Linked DNA regions of Homo sapiens: region 2 is linked to region 1. The links are chromatin loops, found by intact Hi-C in ENCODE. Cell type or tissue: breast epithelium. All regions are shown on one strand. Links, peaks and the distances in the headings refer to the core of each region. The heading gives the core; the rest is flanking DNA.

Region 1 (8,335 bases), core at 72-8,071:
GCCTCAGCCTCCTGAGTATCTGGGATTACAGGCACCTGCCACCATGCACAGCTTATTTTTTTGTATTTTTAGTAGAGATGGGGTTTCACCATGTTGGCCAGGCTGGTCTCGAACTCCTGACTTCAGGTGACCCACCCACCTCGGCATCCCAAAGTGCTGGGATTACAGGCGTGAGCCACCACGACCGGCCCTGTTGTTCTCTTAATAGAAAAATGGGAAACATTTTATTGGTGGCAGCACATGAAAGTTTATTATTACACAGTAGCTCAGGACTTGTTCTCTAAAAATGTGTAGCTAGAATATATAGGGTTTTAACATGTTGTCTGATGGTATGTATGGTTGAAACGGAGGCTAAAGTCCTGAAAGGCAAAACAAATAAAATGCTGAAAGGTAACACTACCCTGTAGATCTCAGTTGTGTCACTTGAGAAAAAATGAGGATGTTAAAGTCTTAGGTATTTGTTTTTAGAGGGCTTATTTGAAAATTATTTACCTCTTGCATCTGGAGTTTCTGTATACTGAAGCCGCCATCATCTCTCAACTGTGTTATTGTAATATTAATAACTAACTTATCTTTCTGCTCCCATGCTTGCATCCTTACATGTGTTCCCCAAACAGCAGTCTCAGTGAATCTTCTAAAAACTACTAAACAAGTTTTTAGAACTTCTAAAGCCCTAAAATCAGGACTTCTTTTTCCTAATAAGTGGTTGCCTAGGTTACTTAGTTCAACCCTTCTGCTGAAAATAATTTTAAAAAGAAAAACTGGACAAAATATAAGAAATATTTTCTTAAAATCAATAAAGAGATGACAAAACAGTAAGGAATTATCATTTCAAAAAGTGAAGGGAAAGCTTAGAGGGTTTGGAAACCGTGGAAACCACTTTTGCCCTGAAGGCACTTGCATATTCTCCCATTTCTAATATTTGACACCGTCACTGGGGGTCTCAGTGTACAGAAATCAAGGCCAGGGGCTGGCAAAGTAGGGAGTCTCATAGAAGACTGTGGTGGACAGGCTCTAAGCTCCCTCCACCCTAAGTGTCGGGAAAGGGACCTGTGACTTTCATGTAACTGACAGAAATGGCAAACTGATGGGATATCACTCCCAGGGTAGTTATGTTATAAAAGACTAGGTCTTGTTAGTAAACTCTCTCTCCATTGCAAGCTGTGAAGAAGGAAGCTGTCGTAAAGTAAGTGGCCACATTGGAGTAGCCCACATGGCAAGGAACTTAGGGCAGCTTCCAGCAAAAAATTAAAGCTACAGACTCAAGACACCCCATTGTCAGAGGCATGTGAACCAGAGCAACTCCATCTTGAATAGGAGCTGGGTAAAATAAGGCTGGGACCTGCTAGGCTGCATTCCCAGGTGGTTAAGATATTCTAAGTCACAGGATGAGTTAGGAGGTCGGCACAAAATGCAAGTCATAAAGACCTTGCTGATGAAACAGTTTGCAGTAGAGAAGCCGGCTAAAACCCACCAAAAGCAAGAGAGTGATGAGAGTGACCTTTGGTCATCCTCACTGCTACACTCCCGCCAGCACCATGAGTTTATAAATTACCCTATATGGTCTAAAAAGGGGAGGCATGGAAAATCTACCCCTTTTTTTAAGCATATCATCAAGAAATAAACATAAAAATGGCAACCAGCTGCCCTCAGGCTGCTTTGTAACCATTTTTTTTATTCTACTTACTTTCTTAATCAACTTGCTTTCACTTTACTCTATGGACTCGCCCTGAATTATTTCTTGCGCAAGATCCAAGAACCCTCTCTTGGGGTCTGAATCAGGACCCTTTCCTGTAACATCTTTCTGGCAACCACAGAAGGGAATATAGTGTGGAAACCCCCGACCCAAAGGGTAACTTTGGATAAGTGGTGGGGTCCTGTGGCATCTTTCTCATGAGCCACAGAAGGGACAATACTGAGGAGACCCACCAACCCAAAGGAAATAGACCGCAGCACTGATTGGACGACTTTGGGTAAGTGGTGGAGTACGCAGGTAAAGAATGGGATTGGGTTAGAGGCCCAACTTAGGCTAGTTAGAGTCTCTTCCAAAACAGAATGAGTTAGAGGCCCCTCTTAATAAAAGGCAAGGATACTTGACTGACCTTGGGTTAGAGGCCCAACTTAGGAGGGTTAGAGTCCCTCCTAAGATTTAGGGGGTTAGAGGCCCCTCTCAGTAAAGTCCCTCTCATCTAAGAACAGGTTTGGCATTATGGGATGTTAACTGCTATTTTCTTTGGATTAATCTGCCTTGCACTCTTTGCTGATGGCTATGAGTGACAGAATTAGGCACTTACAGGATCGTGGGACATGGGGAGCTTTTTGCTTCCTAAAAGGGGAAACTTGAGAGCTGGTGGGACTGCTGGAAAAGATCCCTTCACGACCAACAAGCGGCCGCCTGAACTTTTCAGGGTCGCTGCAATGGGTGGGTCTTTCTCTGGCCTCCCTGAGAGCCTCGCCTTCCCCACCCTGCCACAAGCAATGCTTTTCTTTCTCTCATTTCTTTTTTTTTCTATTACTCAGGGTGACCATCTTGCCCAGAGAACACATGTTGAAACTCCTGGTCGGAGGTTGGATTTATGATGATAGGGGCAAGTTTGAGCCTTGCCAGTTTGATACTGGGTGCTAAGTAGAGTGGTTAATGTCTATGTTTTGTCACACATATTTTGCTCTGACCAGAACAGAAAAAGATAATTTTCCTTTGTGTTGCGTCTTGGCCCACAGGGCTGTGGTGCAGCCAGACGGGTCACTAGGGACGCTCAGGGAAAGGGAACCCAGAGACCTGGCATGCCAGCAAAAGGATAAGAATGTGTTACCAGTCAGATGCCTGGCCTCTCTCTCTCTGTTTCTGTGTGTGTGTGTGTGTGTGTGTGTGTGTGTGTGAACTGCATGAGGTTTCCCTCTGGTCAGTCATGTCCTTGGGAGCCTGACCTTGTAACCATGTGGCTGTGCTTTCTCTTTTCACAATGGTGGCCCAAGTTTAGGGTGCATTTCTGGCTTACGGATGAATCCTTTATCTTCTGTCTGTCTGTGTATTTGTATGTGTTGTGTGTGTGACGTTTATATCTAAAAGAGCTTTGATTAATTGGTTTAATAGTAATAAAAGCTTAAATCAAATATTTTGTCAGAAAAGTAAAAAGTATAATGCCTTTTAGTTCATGTGACTTAAGTAATCCTCAGAAAATAAAGACAGTTTTAAAGATTATTGGTAAAATAAAAATATCTTCAAAAATGTAAACATTTGGTCTAAATTACACAGGTTAGATATTAAGTTTGCTAAAGGCTTTAAGGTCATAAACTGCTTCTTTGACGTTTAAAAATTGTTCAATTTACCTCCCTTGGAGATATTAGATTGTAGGTAAGACCTGGACACATGTGGAGTTAGCCATGTCCCCTAGCTATGCTGGAGGGTCAGCTCTTATCTGCACTTCTGCCTGGTATGTCCTAGGCTAGGCTCCACACCTAGTACATCATTAAAATCCCAAACTTACCAAGGTTTTCACCAAAAATAAAAGTTGCCAGGAGTTAACATTATAACATGTAATTGAGACTACTGAGGAAACGGTTCTACATGTAAGGCATGTAAAAAAAAGTAAAACGTGTTTTTGGTAAAAGATTATAAGAAGGCATAGGAATGTGGATTTTTTGCCTAAGTTTAAAGGGTCAAAGGATTGTTTTAAGTTAAATAAAATAAAGCTAAAGGTTTGAACAAGTTATCGAAGGCTTGTAAAGAACTAATTGTAAAAGAAATTCTGTGTGTAAACATGTTGGCTAAAGTTAAAGTGGCATTATTCAGTTTTTCTGTAAACTGAACATTGGAACAAAAGCACAACAGGTTTTTCTTAGAGCAAAAACCTGCTTATAATCTGCTCTTTAACAAAAATTTTTAAGGGTTATAAAAGGTTTATGAGAATCTTACCTTATGGCCAAACATTAAAATTTGGTAGATTTGTCTATAAGGTTTTATTAAGAACTGGGTTTGACATCAATAATGCCCTAATGCAACAGTGACATTTGGCTTTTTTGGCATAAAAATCATACAGGAAGCATTATTAAATATAAAATAGTGTTTAGCTTTCTTTGGGCTGTATTTGTATAAATGTGTTATTGGTATGTGTTCCAAAATTATTTTAAAACTCCTGTAATTCTGACAGGACTTAGTGTACGATTGTTACATAAAATCCTTGTGTGCCACAAAGGTACTCAAAATTTCCTAGTCAATTTTGGCTTGACTGTGCTAAAACTTTTTGTCATCCATAAAAAAATTGTAGTCTCGTTTTGTTCCTCTTTAGAAGGTGGTTTACAATCAGCTATAGAGCTATACAGGGGCTCTTAAATGCAGGTTTTCTGGTAACTTCGGAGATTGTGACATCAGAATAGAGGAAAAAAACTTTCAGAGCTCTCACAGGGAGCTGAAATGTTCATGAATATCAAACAAAAGTTAACTGCATAGAGTAACTAAAGAAGTCTGAAGTATCTTCTAAACTTTTTGCTTAAAACGTTTTTTGCTTAAATCCTTTGTTTTGTTTTTCAGAGTCAAGAAAACTTTTTTTTGAGCTATTTACAGCTTTTAGCAATTGAGTAAAGTATACTCCTCCGAACAAAATTTGGAGCTTATTTGTTTCTCTCTACCTGATTTCTCCAGAATTTGGAAACTAGTTGTGAATATTCTTAAGTTATGGCAATATAGGTATTTGCATAAGTGCAATAAGAATGTTTTCTTTTGCAACAGGACACAATTGGAGAAATTGGTTATTTTACCAACACTTTGATTGGAATGGTGTGCTTTTCTTTAAGGAATCAAACTTGACTTGTAAAGCCAATAAAAGCCCCTTGGGCAATTGGCCTCAGACCTTGTCTACAAGGTCCCCATACAAGGTATGGATAACAGTCCCCATACAAGGTTTCTGACCTGTGGTAAGTAAAGAATGTCACTTTCTAACAGGTCCAGAAGCCCCAGGTTATCTTGCGACCCCAAGAGGAGAGGAATTTATTCAACTCATAGGTATTCGAGGGTACAAACCCATGAAAGGGCTCGGCTCTAAAAAAGTCTTATGTAAGATTCCTTCTAGGGAACAGAGTTCCATCAAAGCCTGTGCAAAAAGAGCTTATGAAAAAAATAATTATTTTTGCTGCACTTTATACAAGTAATCAGGCCAAGCAAAACAAAGCAAATTGGTCTTACCATAACTTATCTTTAGTAAAAATGGGACACTGGAGAGAGAAATTATGTTTCAAGAACTGTGGTACACTGTTTATTAAATTCTAGTCTCATCAGTTGTTTTTAAGTTTGTTTCTGCAATTTAGGCTAACGCTGCTTATTTCTGTGAACCAACCAGAAATCTCTGACTGCTGCTCAGAAGAAACAAAAGGGAAAGGTAATGTGAAAATCTGAATCAGTATTCTAATTCTGGGCATGTACTGGAATCATCTAGCAACCCTATATCAGCTTGGTTCCAATAGTTGCCCAATTCATATAAAGCCTTCTAATTTAGTTTACTTGAGATAGTTTTACTTATTTTGCTTTACTGTTGTGGAATATATTGCTGTTGTACTCTTTGTGTAGGAATGTAGGATAAGCTTACTGAACGTTTTCTTAAACTAAATACGTATTAATCTTCGAGATATCACCTTTTCTCGGAACTCAAAGTTATGATTGGCCCTTGCCATACCAATGCTTTCTGATTGAGTTCCTCTCTACCCTAAACACAAGAGGCTCTAATAGCTAGGCAGGAATATCATCACCCCTATTCAGGTGAAGCCGTTACAAAAGATGGATCGTCATCCCTCTGCAACCTTAGGATTAAGGGTTCTCCTATAAAAGGCAGAAGGGACATGTCAGAGGCATATGAACCAGAACAACTCCATCTTGAATAGGAGCTGGGTAAAATAAGGCTGAGACCTGCTAGGCTGCATTCCCAGACAGTTAAGTCATTCTAAGTCACAGGATGAGTTAGGAGGTTAGCGCAAAATACAAGTCATAAAGATGTTGCTGATAAAACAGGTTGCAGTAAAGAAGCTGGCTAAAACCCACCAAAAGCAAGATAGTGATGAGAGTGATCTCTGGTCATCCTCACTGCTACACTCCCACCAGCACCAATGACAGTTTACAAATGCCATGGCAACGTGAGGAAGTTACGCCATATGGTCTAAAAATGGGAGGCATGAATAATCCACCCCTTGTTTAGGATATCATCAAGAAATAACCATAAAAATGGGCAACCAGCAGCCCTCAGGGCTACTCTTGTCTATGGAGTAGCCATTCTTTTATTCTTCTACTTTCTTAATAAACTTGCTTTCACTTTACTCTGTGGACTCGCCCTGAATTATTTCTTGCGCAAGATCTAAGAACCCTCACTTGGGGTCTGAATCAGGACCCCTTTCCTTTAGCACTACGAATTCCAGCAAGTACAAAAGAAATACACACATAGAGCCATCATAGTGAAGATAAAGAAAACCAACGAAAAAGAGAAAAGCTTCAAAGCTGCTAGGGAAAAATATAAATTATGTTTAAAGAGAGGTATATAACATGTGAGAGGCATGTCTGAAGAATCTGATTCATTAGGTTTAGGGCAAAGCCCAGGAATCTGACTTTTTAACAAACATCCAAGTGACTCTTACCTTTGTGGAATATTGGGAATATGGTTAGGAGGTGAGGATTACAAAGTTGGTCACACCACTGATCAATTTGAGTGAAGAAATATTCCCCACTATAGGAAAGGAGAGGAGAAACTGCAGGCAAGGGGCTAGATCTGAGAAGATGTAACATGGTCCATCCCTAGATAGGTTCACTCACGTTTGGAAGGCACAGATGTGCAGGAAATAAAATTTTAAGGCAAGCCAACTATGATCTCCTTGAATGGGCAATAATGGGCAAAATAGAGGTTTTGACTGTGGGGGTCTGAGAAAGCTTTGTGGAGGAAGTACCTTCTGAGCTAGGCTGCTCTCTACAGCTCTAAAATTCTTCCCAGGTGAATATGAAAAGAGAGTCAAATTCCAAGAATGACAAGTAGTTTTGAGCAAAGGAAGAAAGGTACAAAATGCCAGAGCTGGTTTGAGTAAAAACAAAAAAATTGAGCTATTTCTTCCATACCCGAAGAGAAAATGCTATGCTAAGTGGATGGAGAGGTAGAAAAGGGCCAGGTGGAAATGACTGGACAGTTTGAAAATCTGTTGCAGAGGTCTGACTAAATTGTGGGAGAGAATGGGTAGGTGAGAAGAGAACGCGGACCCTGAAAAATCTACTGAGACCAGGAGCCCCTGAGATAGGCAAAGCCCAAGGTCAGTTCCTGCCTCAGGAGCCCCAATCCCCACACTTTCAAGGGTCACTTTCTGACTCCATAACTGACCAACAAATTCTGAGACTTTAGCTTCAAAATGCCAAAACCCTCTGCTAATTCATTCCAGTGGTAGGGACCCTGTAAGTCCCCTCCTGAAACTTTCAACACTTCTCTGCCTGCTCTAACCCCTGCCTACTCATCTAGCATCTTTCACTTGTTCAAAAGTCCTGTTTGTTCTGTGAAAGGAAAAAATAGAACGGGTGGCAGGTTTTCCCAGTGCAGTTCCCAGCTTGACTTTTCCCTTTGGCTTAGTGATTTGGGGGTCCCAAGATTTACTTTCCTTTTACCGTTCCTACATCAGGAATGATTTCTCTCTTTTCATTAGCAATTTCTTCTTTTCTCCTCCTCTTCATTTGACTAACTTATTATACTTCTTTGTCAGGTCTCTATTTAAAAATTTCTTACTCAAAAGAAGCCTTTCCTACTCCTTTAGTCTAAACTGTCCTCCACTCGTTACCTGTTACGCCCTTCTAATTTTTCGTCATAGCATGTACAAATATTTAAGATTACATGCTTATTTTTGTTGTGGCTCTCTCCTTTCACACAGTAAGCTCTGGGACCTATCTGTGTCCTTCACCACCCTTTACTCGGTACCTAGCCCAGAGCTCACTCTCACCATTAATATTTGTTTTAAAGAGAGAGGAAGGAGAGGATTGCGACCTTAATAACTCTTAGCCCACAGCCTTGGCATACCCCCTTCTCAGGACCCTCTGAATTCTCAAGAGCCTCTTGCCTTTCCTGTCTTCTTCTCTAGAGTGTGTGCCTGGGTTCAAATCCTGGTGTTAATATTCACTAGCTGTGTTACACTGGATAAGTGGTCTATACTGTTTAAATCTCGGTTTTCTGAGGTGATAGCAGTTACCTCATAGGGTTGTCAGGAGGATTATGAGAAAATCCATGTGAAACATCTAACAGAGTACCTGGAAAATTATTGATAAAAATTAGCTGCCATTGTTATTGTCATTAATAACTAGCAATCTCTAAGATTCAAGCTATTG
Region 2 (8,272 bases), core at 1-8,000, 61 kb before region 1:
GACCTGGAACTCTACTATCTAGTATCTCATTATCTAGAAGTTTTCCAGAGCTCTTAGTGATGAAAGAACTTCTATTTTAAACACATGGATCCAGGAAACTTTAACTTATAATAAAAAAAGGAAGCAAAAATGGTCCCAGAGGCAAAATAAATGCCATGAAGTCCATGGCAAAATTAATGCTTTATTCTCCTAGAGGGGCTTAAGTCTTTATAACTTGGAAACCACCCACTCCCATGTTATATATATTTCTATTTGTTAATATCCAAACTTCTTGCCATGGTCTTCCAGGTCATGCATGATCTGAATTTTACCCCTCTATTTTTATCTCATTCCCTTCTTCCCCTTGCTCACTACACCTCTAGTCTTTCATTTCCTCAAACATGTTAAGCTCTTCCCCCATTTGATGTCCTTTGCATGCTGTTCCCCTTGCTTTCCTGTTCTTCTACTTGATCAATAAGTTAACTCCTTTATAATCTCTATGTCTCAGTTCAATGTCATCTCTTCAGAGAGGTCTTCCTTGGCCACCCTATTATTTCTAAGCACTCTAGTTTTTTCATAACCCTGACCACAACTTATTAATGTGTTTGCTTGTCTGTCTTCTCTACAAAGTAAGCTCCATGAAGTCAGCAACAATGTCTACCTTATTTATCACTGTATCCCCAGCACCAGCAAACAGTATGGCACACAGTGAACATTCAGTAAAAATGTTTAGGAGGAAGGACCGAAAGTAGATAGGTGGGTGGATGAGTGCTCCAAGCTATAGTTCAAAAGCAGCAAATCCAAAGGAGAAAGAAGGCAAGCATATCAGTAGCACCTGGATCACCTACCAAAGCAGACACACAACCTAAAGTGCTCTCAAGTCACCCAAAGCAGGCCACAGAGTGATAAACAGTTTAAGAGAACTCAGGCCAATACTACATTACGAACACTGCACAGTAGCAAAACCTATAGTCATGATGAACAGCCAAAGTCATCCAGAAAAGGTGACTGTGTTCTAGATTCATCTATCATAAAAGCAGGGGAGTAGATTAAAATCTGTACCCAAAATGGTTAAAAGTTTAATGCTGGAAAGTTAATGCCACTTAATTTTGAGGTGACTGCTGGAGATACAGGCAAAAGAAGGGCAGGAATACCCTCCCAGAACAAAGGTCAGAGAAAGAAGATGGGTCATCCAGGTAAGCTAGGACAGGGGTAAGGGCCATACCCGGGAGTTACTGCCAATACGAGCAACGAGGGTGTCGAGGATGGTGTGGGTGTCATGCCGGTGCAACAACAGGAATCGCAGGAAGGTACGGAGCAAAGCAGGCTCTGAGATACTCCGTAGGAAAAGTTCCAGATAGGCGGTACTGGCGATCATCTCCTCCACAGAGGTCTGCACAAAAAGAAGGGAAAGTCTGGAAATGCACAGCTTCCCTGCACATACAGGGCCATTTTCCCTGGATTCTAAGAGAAATCAGGAGCAGACAGGGCAAAAGGGAGGAGTACTCTACCCACCGCCTCCTACGTTAGTCCTGTCACTGAGGTTACCACTGCAGCTTAGCCCCTTATATGCCTTGCCACCCATGACTCTCACCTTGTGCAAGGCAGGACCCATGACAGGCACCAGGAACCCATTATGGATATAATCAACCAACTGCTTCTGCACCAGGGGGTGAGCCACCTGTAGGAGTGCCAGAGAGAAGGGGGAGGGTTATGAGGAGACCACTGCCTGGAAGGGAGTAGAATAGTACACTACAGAGAGGCATCCTACTTCCAAGATGGAAAAATGACAGAACTCCAGGGAATATACCCCCTCCTACCTAATCTCCCAAAAATGACCAAGGGCCAGACTTTCAGTCCTACCTGAATTACTGCATTGCAGAACTCCAGGGAACTCATGAAGAGTGCAAGGGCTGGCACTCCCAGCCAGTCTTCCCGTCGCAGACAGTGCCAATCATCCCCTGGAACCTCAATCTTTCGAGGCAGTGATGAGTACAGGGCACTGAGCCCTGTGGCCAGCACCTATGAGAAGTTACCAAAAGCTCATATATAAAATACATTTATAAAATATAAAAACTGGAACAGGGGAGCTAGTAATCCAGAGTTTTGATGGGAATAGGGGTATAAGCTATTACCAAAGCAAGCATTTGCCTACCCAATGTGCCTGAAACTCACCTAGAATTCACAGGCCTACAAAGAGACTTAGTATCTGCCCTATCCATCTAAGCCCATGATTCATCCCCACTACAACTCCAGGGGGCTGCTTTCAAATCCAGGAACTGTTTCCTAGGGGAACGGGCCCTGGAACATAGCCTCTCCCCATCTCCTGGATAGGAAGGTGCTGTTCAGTATCTACACACCACACCCTACCCTCCAAGCCAGGGGGTGCTAACCGGGCAGAAGTAAGAGTGATCCGCGATGTAGCGGCCCACAGTGGGGCTCCCAGCTGACAAAGCCATGAGAAGAAGTAGGGCATCACGGGCCTGCTGGCCCAGGGTGCCCTCTCGATGCACAAAAGGGACAAGGCGAGAAAAGAGAAGAAGACGGGGAGCGGCTCCAGGCTCAGGAGGTGGCTGCAGGAAGAACTCGAGCAATGAAGGCTCCTGGGCCACACAAACACACAGCTGGCTGAGAAGTAGCACCAAGCCTTCATCCAGTGCTGGGCTACTGGGCACAGGGCGGCCACAGGCATCCAGCAGGGTGAGCAGAGCCTCACGAACTGGACCATGCCGCAACAGTGGCTGGCGAGCTTCGCTCACTAGCATTTCAAATAGTTTCAGTTGCTCAGCCCGCCGTTCCTCGACCCCATCCCCAAGCTCATCCCATTGCAGCTGCCATGTCAACACACGGGTCAGCAGATCCTCGTGCAGAGCAAACTCCAGCAGGGGCCCAGGGCCTGTGGGGGCCGAGGGAACTGCACGGTCCTCTGCCAGCAGTGTCAACATCTGGTAAGTGTGGTTGCGCACAGCACTGAGATCGTCTGCACCCCCAGGAGCTGCCCGAGGGCCTTGCCGCTCCAGGATTCGCACCACCTAGGGAAAAAGGACAGAAGATGGAAGGAATCTAAATTGATAAGGTTACTAAATGGGATGAGGAGAATATAGAAGGCTGGGAGAACTCAGGTGATCAGCAGACAAGGCCCTTTGCCATACAGTCTCCTACCTGGGACCAGTGATTCTTGAAGACCATGAGGCAGGTCTCGGGATCAGCCATGACTGGGGTTTGGAGATTGGCCCCTTGAGGTATACGGTGCCCAGGGCCCCGGGAGGCCAGTCTGCTCAGCCAATTCATCCTCTCCATGAGGCAGGCTGGGCAGGACTGGCAGCCAGAGGCCTACACTCTGAGGATTTGCCAGCTGGAGGTTTTCTCCACTTGTGTCTCCAGTCTGCTTCATCCGGTCTGTAGGAGCCAGTAGCTGCCCATGGAGCCAGAGGTTATACCAGGCTGGAATGGCAAGCCCAGAGGTCACTGGCCAGTCCAGATTTCTAAATCTAATTCAGAGAAGAGATAATGGAAGGGATAAATAGAAGCTCACTTTCCAGAACTCAGAACCACCACTCCACTGAAAACTCCACACACCTATATATACATACACACATACACACAATCAGCAACTGACATGTCTAAAACAGAACTCAGATTTCTACCACCAAACCTGTTACTCCTTCAACTTTCTCCATCTCAAAAGAAAATGATACCAAAATTAACCTAAATGCTCAAGCTGAAAATGTGTACATTATCCTTGTTTTTTCTTTTCCTTACTTCCAATATCCAGTTCATCAGCAAACTCTATCATCTCTACCTTCAAAATATGTCTCACTATTGCAGTAGCTTCCAATCTGGTCTCCATGATTCCTTTACTATCCTCCTAAGAGTTATCAAAACAACCAGAGTGATATTTTTAAAACCTAAATTATATGACCTGTCCTCTGCTGAATACTCTCCAATAATTTCCTAACACACTGTAATAGTTCAAATTCCTTATCTTGGCCTACAGGAGCCTACATAATCTAATCTGTATAACTTCCTACCATTCTCCTTCTCACTCACACTTTAGTGACACAGGCCTTCTTGAATACTTTTTGTTCCCTCTGCCTAGACTAGAATGTCCTTCTCCTGCTTTTCACATTGCTGTCATTGCTCGTTTTGTTTGTTTGTTTGTTTCAAATCATCTCCCCAGATAGGCCCTGCCTAACAATTCTATCTAAATAGCACATCTTCTCACCTTCACTCTCTAGCTTCCTAATCCTTTCTTCTTGGCAGTTTTCACTACCTGAAACTATTTATTTATTTGTCTATCTTCCCCACATTAGGTAGCTTCTTTGAGGGCAGGGTTTGTCTTATTGTGTCTGTTGTATCCCCAGGGCCTAGGGACTCAATAAATATTCGTTGAACGTATTAATGCTGAAGCAAATAAGTGAGTGAATGAATGAATGAATGAACAATCAATCAAGAAATCCAGCCTTGATCTGACTCTAGCCCTCTGGGACTACTGAAGAAGAAATTTCTGTCTATCACAGGTGCTTCCCTAGAAACCTACCCAGTGACCTATGGGAGATGAGCAAATAAGACCCTTAACTGACTGAATACTCTTAAGAGGAAGAATTCAGAGCCAACCAATAAAGAAGAGCTGTTTCCTTTCCAGTAAGGAAGACAGACACATTCCCATCTCCACTCCTGCCAGACACAACCCAAACTCGCTCCCAAGAAAATGGTAAGACATCCTCACAAGAAAAAGGAAAAAAGTACCAAGTAGCTATTGGAGAAGGAACCATAGTTCCTTCTCCTTTACAGCCACCACACCCTCATCAGTACTGTCTCTCACAAGCATAAAACCTTGAAAGGAAAGGGGTGGTTCAGTTGTCCTTCCTCTTTATACTCAACAAAGGCCGAAGGAATCCAGAGACCTGGCACCAGCCCCACATTTTGCCCTAAGGTTATATTAACAATATCTCCCTTCACCCAGATACTCTCTCACACAATTTCCAGCTCACAACTAAAGGAAGGTAGCCACTATGTTTAAGCAAAATTTCTATAGAACAGGTGAGTCTTATAAAGGGAGGGGCCCAGTCCTAAAGAGCAGGTAGGGCTTACTCATTAACTCAATGTATATCCATATGGATAAAATACTGGGCACTGTTCTAAGTAAGCACTGGAAATAACAAAGATGGATAAAAACAGTTGAGGTAGCATAAACATAAATCCAACAAATATTGTAAATAGAAGTATTTATAAAAAGTGTCATGGGGGCATGAAGGAAAACAACTAACTCTGCCTGGGCTATTAGAGGGTTCCACAGAGTTAATATTGAACTTAGATCTTTAATAATGAGATACTAATTAAGCAGAGAGCAGAGGGAAAGGTTTTCTTCATATTAAAAACAGTACGTACAAAACTATGGTACCGTGAAAGAACACGAAAAATTCAAAGAACAGTTGCAAATTTAGTGTGCCTTAATCACAGACTATTCAGAGAAGAGAGGCACAACATTAGTTGAAGGGTAAATGTGGGTGACGGTTATAAGTATTGCTAAATATTATGCTAAGGAGTTTAGCTTTTGTCTACTGACACCCTAGAAACAAAGGAGGTTTTTAAACAAGAAAATGGTAAGATCAGATTGTCCTTCAAAAATACATCAGGTAACAGAATAAGATGGAGCAGAGAGAGATGGATTGCAGTGGACAATTTATAAGAAGCTGTTTCAATAGTCCATTTGAAAATAAGAAAGTAATGTCATGAACTAAGAGAAATATTAGGAAAGATAAATCTGAGATTCGCCTCTATCTTAATATGTTCCATGCAATACTGAAATTATTTATACCTGTAATACCTCTGCCAATCAATAGCAAGTTCCTTGACAAAATAAAAATAGCATTCATTTTTCTTTGAAATCCCAGTGCAAACATACAGCCTGAACTCAAATATGCTTTTGAAATTGAATGCTGAATTAATAAGTATTACAGCAAACATATATTTACTACATGCCAGGCTCCATTCCAGCACTACACGAAGTAGCTAACTTAAACCTCATAAAAACCCATTTAAGTATTATTATCCACATTTTACATAGGAGGAAATCAAGGCCCAGAGAGGTTAAATAAATTGCCCAACATTACCCAGCTAGTGACAGGACTAAAATGCAAATGCAGAATATCTGCCTCCAGATTTAAATTAACCGCAAAGTAAAAGCAACAAGACCTGGCAAACAAATGGGGGATGAGAGAAGACTCTCATAGGAAGTATAGGAGATTCAGTAAAAGATAAAGCCATTAACAGACTAGAAACACATAAGAAGGGGAATTGTGTTTTAGAAAAGAGGTTGAGTACAGTTTTGAACATGTTAAGTTTTGAGACATCTACAGGATATTCATGATGTCCAGAAAGCAAGTAGGAATACCATACTTGAGATAATGAATAAAATCAAGACAAAAGATACAAATTCAAGAGTTAGCAGCTTATAGACAACTATGAAGCTATGGAAGTAGATGGAATTATCCAAGGAGAACAGCAGATCATGAAAGGAGGTAAGGGTAAAATCATGGGGAAAACCAGGACGTAGGAAAGTTAAAAAGGAGGAGTCTTTAAAGAAGACTTTGAAGGGAGCCAGAAATAAAAGGAGAAACCCAAGAAATAACGATGATCTAGACATCAAAGAAAGGAAGTTTCAAGAAACTGGAGGTTGCCCATAGTGTATAGTTCTATAGAAAGATCAAGTAGAATGAAGACTAAAAATGGTGCAATCAAGTTTTTTACAAACTTAGTCAAATTAGTTAGTTAAAGAATAGGAATCGAAATGTAAGATGTACTTTCAGGAAATTCAGTAAAATGAGAAAGGATAAAAATAGGGTAGGCCAGGCGTGGTGGCTCATGCCTGTAATCCCAGCACTTTGGGAGGCCAAGGCAGGTAGATCACTTGAGGTCAGGAGTTTGAGACCAGCCTGACCAACACGGTGAAACCCCATCTCTATTTTAAAAAATACAAAATTAGCTGGGTGTGGTGGTGCACACCTGTAATCCCAGCTACTCAAGAGGCTAAGGCAGGAGAATCGCTTGAACCCAGGAGGCAGAGGTTGCGGTGAGCCAAGATCGCACCATTGCACTCTAGCCTGGGCAACAAGAGTGAAACTCTGTCTCAAAAAAAAAAATAGGGCAATAGCTTAAAGAAGTTGTGGTAAGGGGAGTCAAGAAAAAGCCTTTTGATTTTGCTGTAGGATGGGGAGGCTCAAGGGTGTCTGTCAAGTGAGAGCAGTAGTCTGAAGAAAGTGACAAGTTATAAATAAATAAGATAGAGATAAATGGCATTAAAATCGGGTATACTCAGAAAAATAGGTAAGACACCTTCTCTGAAAAAGGAAAAAATGAGTAATAAATAAAGGATGGATGCTACTTCAGGCAAATCTGAACATGAAGAAAGACAGAAGCTAACATCCAATCCACCACCAACCCCACCCCACCTTCCCTCCCTCACTCACTAGAAGAATGGGGGTGAGAGAGAAGAAAATGGGTGAGAAGGTGGCAAAGCCACAGAAGCACTGCTAAGTCTTTCATACATGGTTTCTTAATAAATCATTAACGCAGCAACAAAGACTAGTAGCCATCAGCAGGGATGCACTGGACAAGTACTTATCCACCCAGCTATTTATGGTCCCAATTAGGCATGGACTGGAAAAGATAAAGTCAACGGTTGAGAAAAGTGGTAAGCACTCTCCCCTATGGCTAGCCCCTCTTACAGTTATTAGCCCTGGGATACTGTACCATCCCTTGTTGGTTTCCTTAAACCCTATCCATATCTTTGTAAATATGGTCCCTTTATTAAACTCTTCCCAAACCCAGCTTGAGCTATCTGCCACCTGCAAAGAGCCTCATTGAAAAAAGAGTATTAATGTTTATGGAACACTTTTCTCAATCGTATCTCATTTTAAAGACTGAAAACAAAGACAATCAAACAAGAATAATACAGAGTAGTAGGTAAAGTCTGAACTCTGGAGTCCCTCAATGGTTTGAATCCCAGTCCACCATTCCCCAGCTGTGTGACTTTAAATAAATCATTTCACATATCTGAGCCTCAGCTTCCTCATCTATAAATTCCTGATGAAATAAGTATTGCTAGTTTTAAAAATTAAGTCACATAACAACCTATGTAGCATTCCAACCATAAAGAAGGTACTCTGTAAATTACATGTCCCTTTCCTGCTTCCTTCTCCTGATCCTATTTGACCCAAGTGCCCATATCTCTGACTGAGAAAAGAGATATAACCTGCTCTGATGTGTCCATCCTTATCGCCTCCCATGC

Evidence for each region. Hi-C counts contacts between places; a loop is a spot of excess contacts. Peaks named below come from ENCODE experiments on the same cell type or tissue, not always from the same donor. Only the 100,000 strongest peaks of a DNase experiment are listed, where the experiment ranks them.
Region 2: it touches region 1 in a loop (22-fold over the local background); 3 of 110 quality-filtered maps call a loop at or near these places.

The regions. Positions count from the first base shown.
Region 1 is chr11:6,282,371-6,290,705 of GRCh38, forward strand. No RefSeq gene overlaps it. Among named protein-coding and RNA genes, the nearest start is that of CCKBR, 27 kb to the left of the region's middle. In breast epithelium, for the core only: no CTCF peak of the experiment used is centred there; no DNase peak of the experiment used is centred there.
Region 2 is chr11:6,221,238-6,229,509 of GRCh38, forward strand. It overlaps FHIP1B (FHF complex subunit HOOK interacting protein 1B), which reads right to left. Exons shown (of 12, transcript NM_001098794.2): 2 at 3,142-3,470; 3 at 2,373-3,011; 4 at 1,843-2,001; 5 at 1,574-1,660; 6 at 1,205-1,372. The coding sequence starts at 3,279. Among named protein-coding and RNA genes, the nearest start is that of FHIP1B, 9.3 kb to the right of the region's middle. In breast epithelium, for the core only: no CTCF peak of the experiment used is centred there; no DNase peak of the experiment used is centred there; H3K27ac peaks cover 555 bases.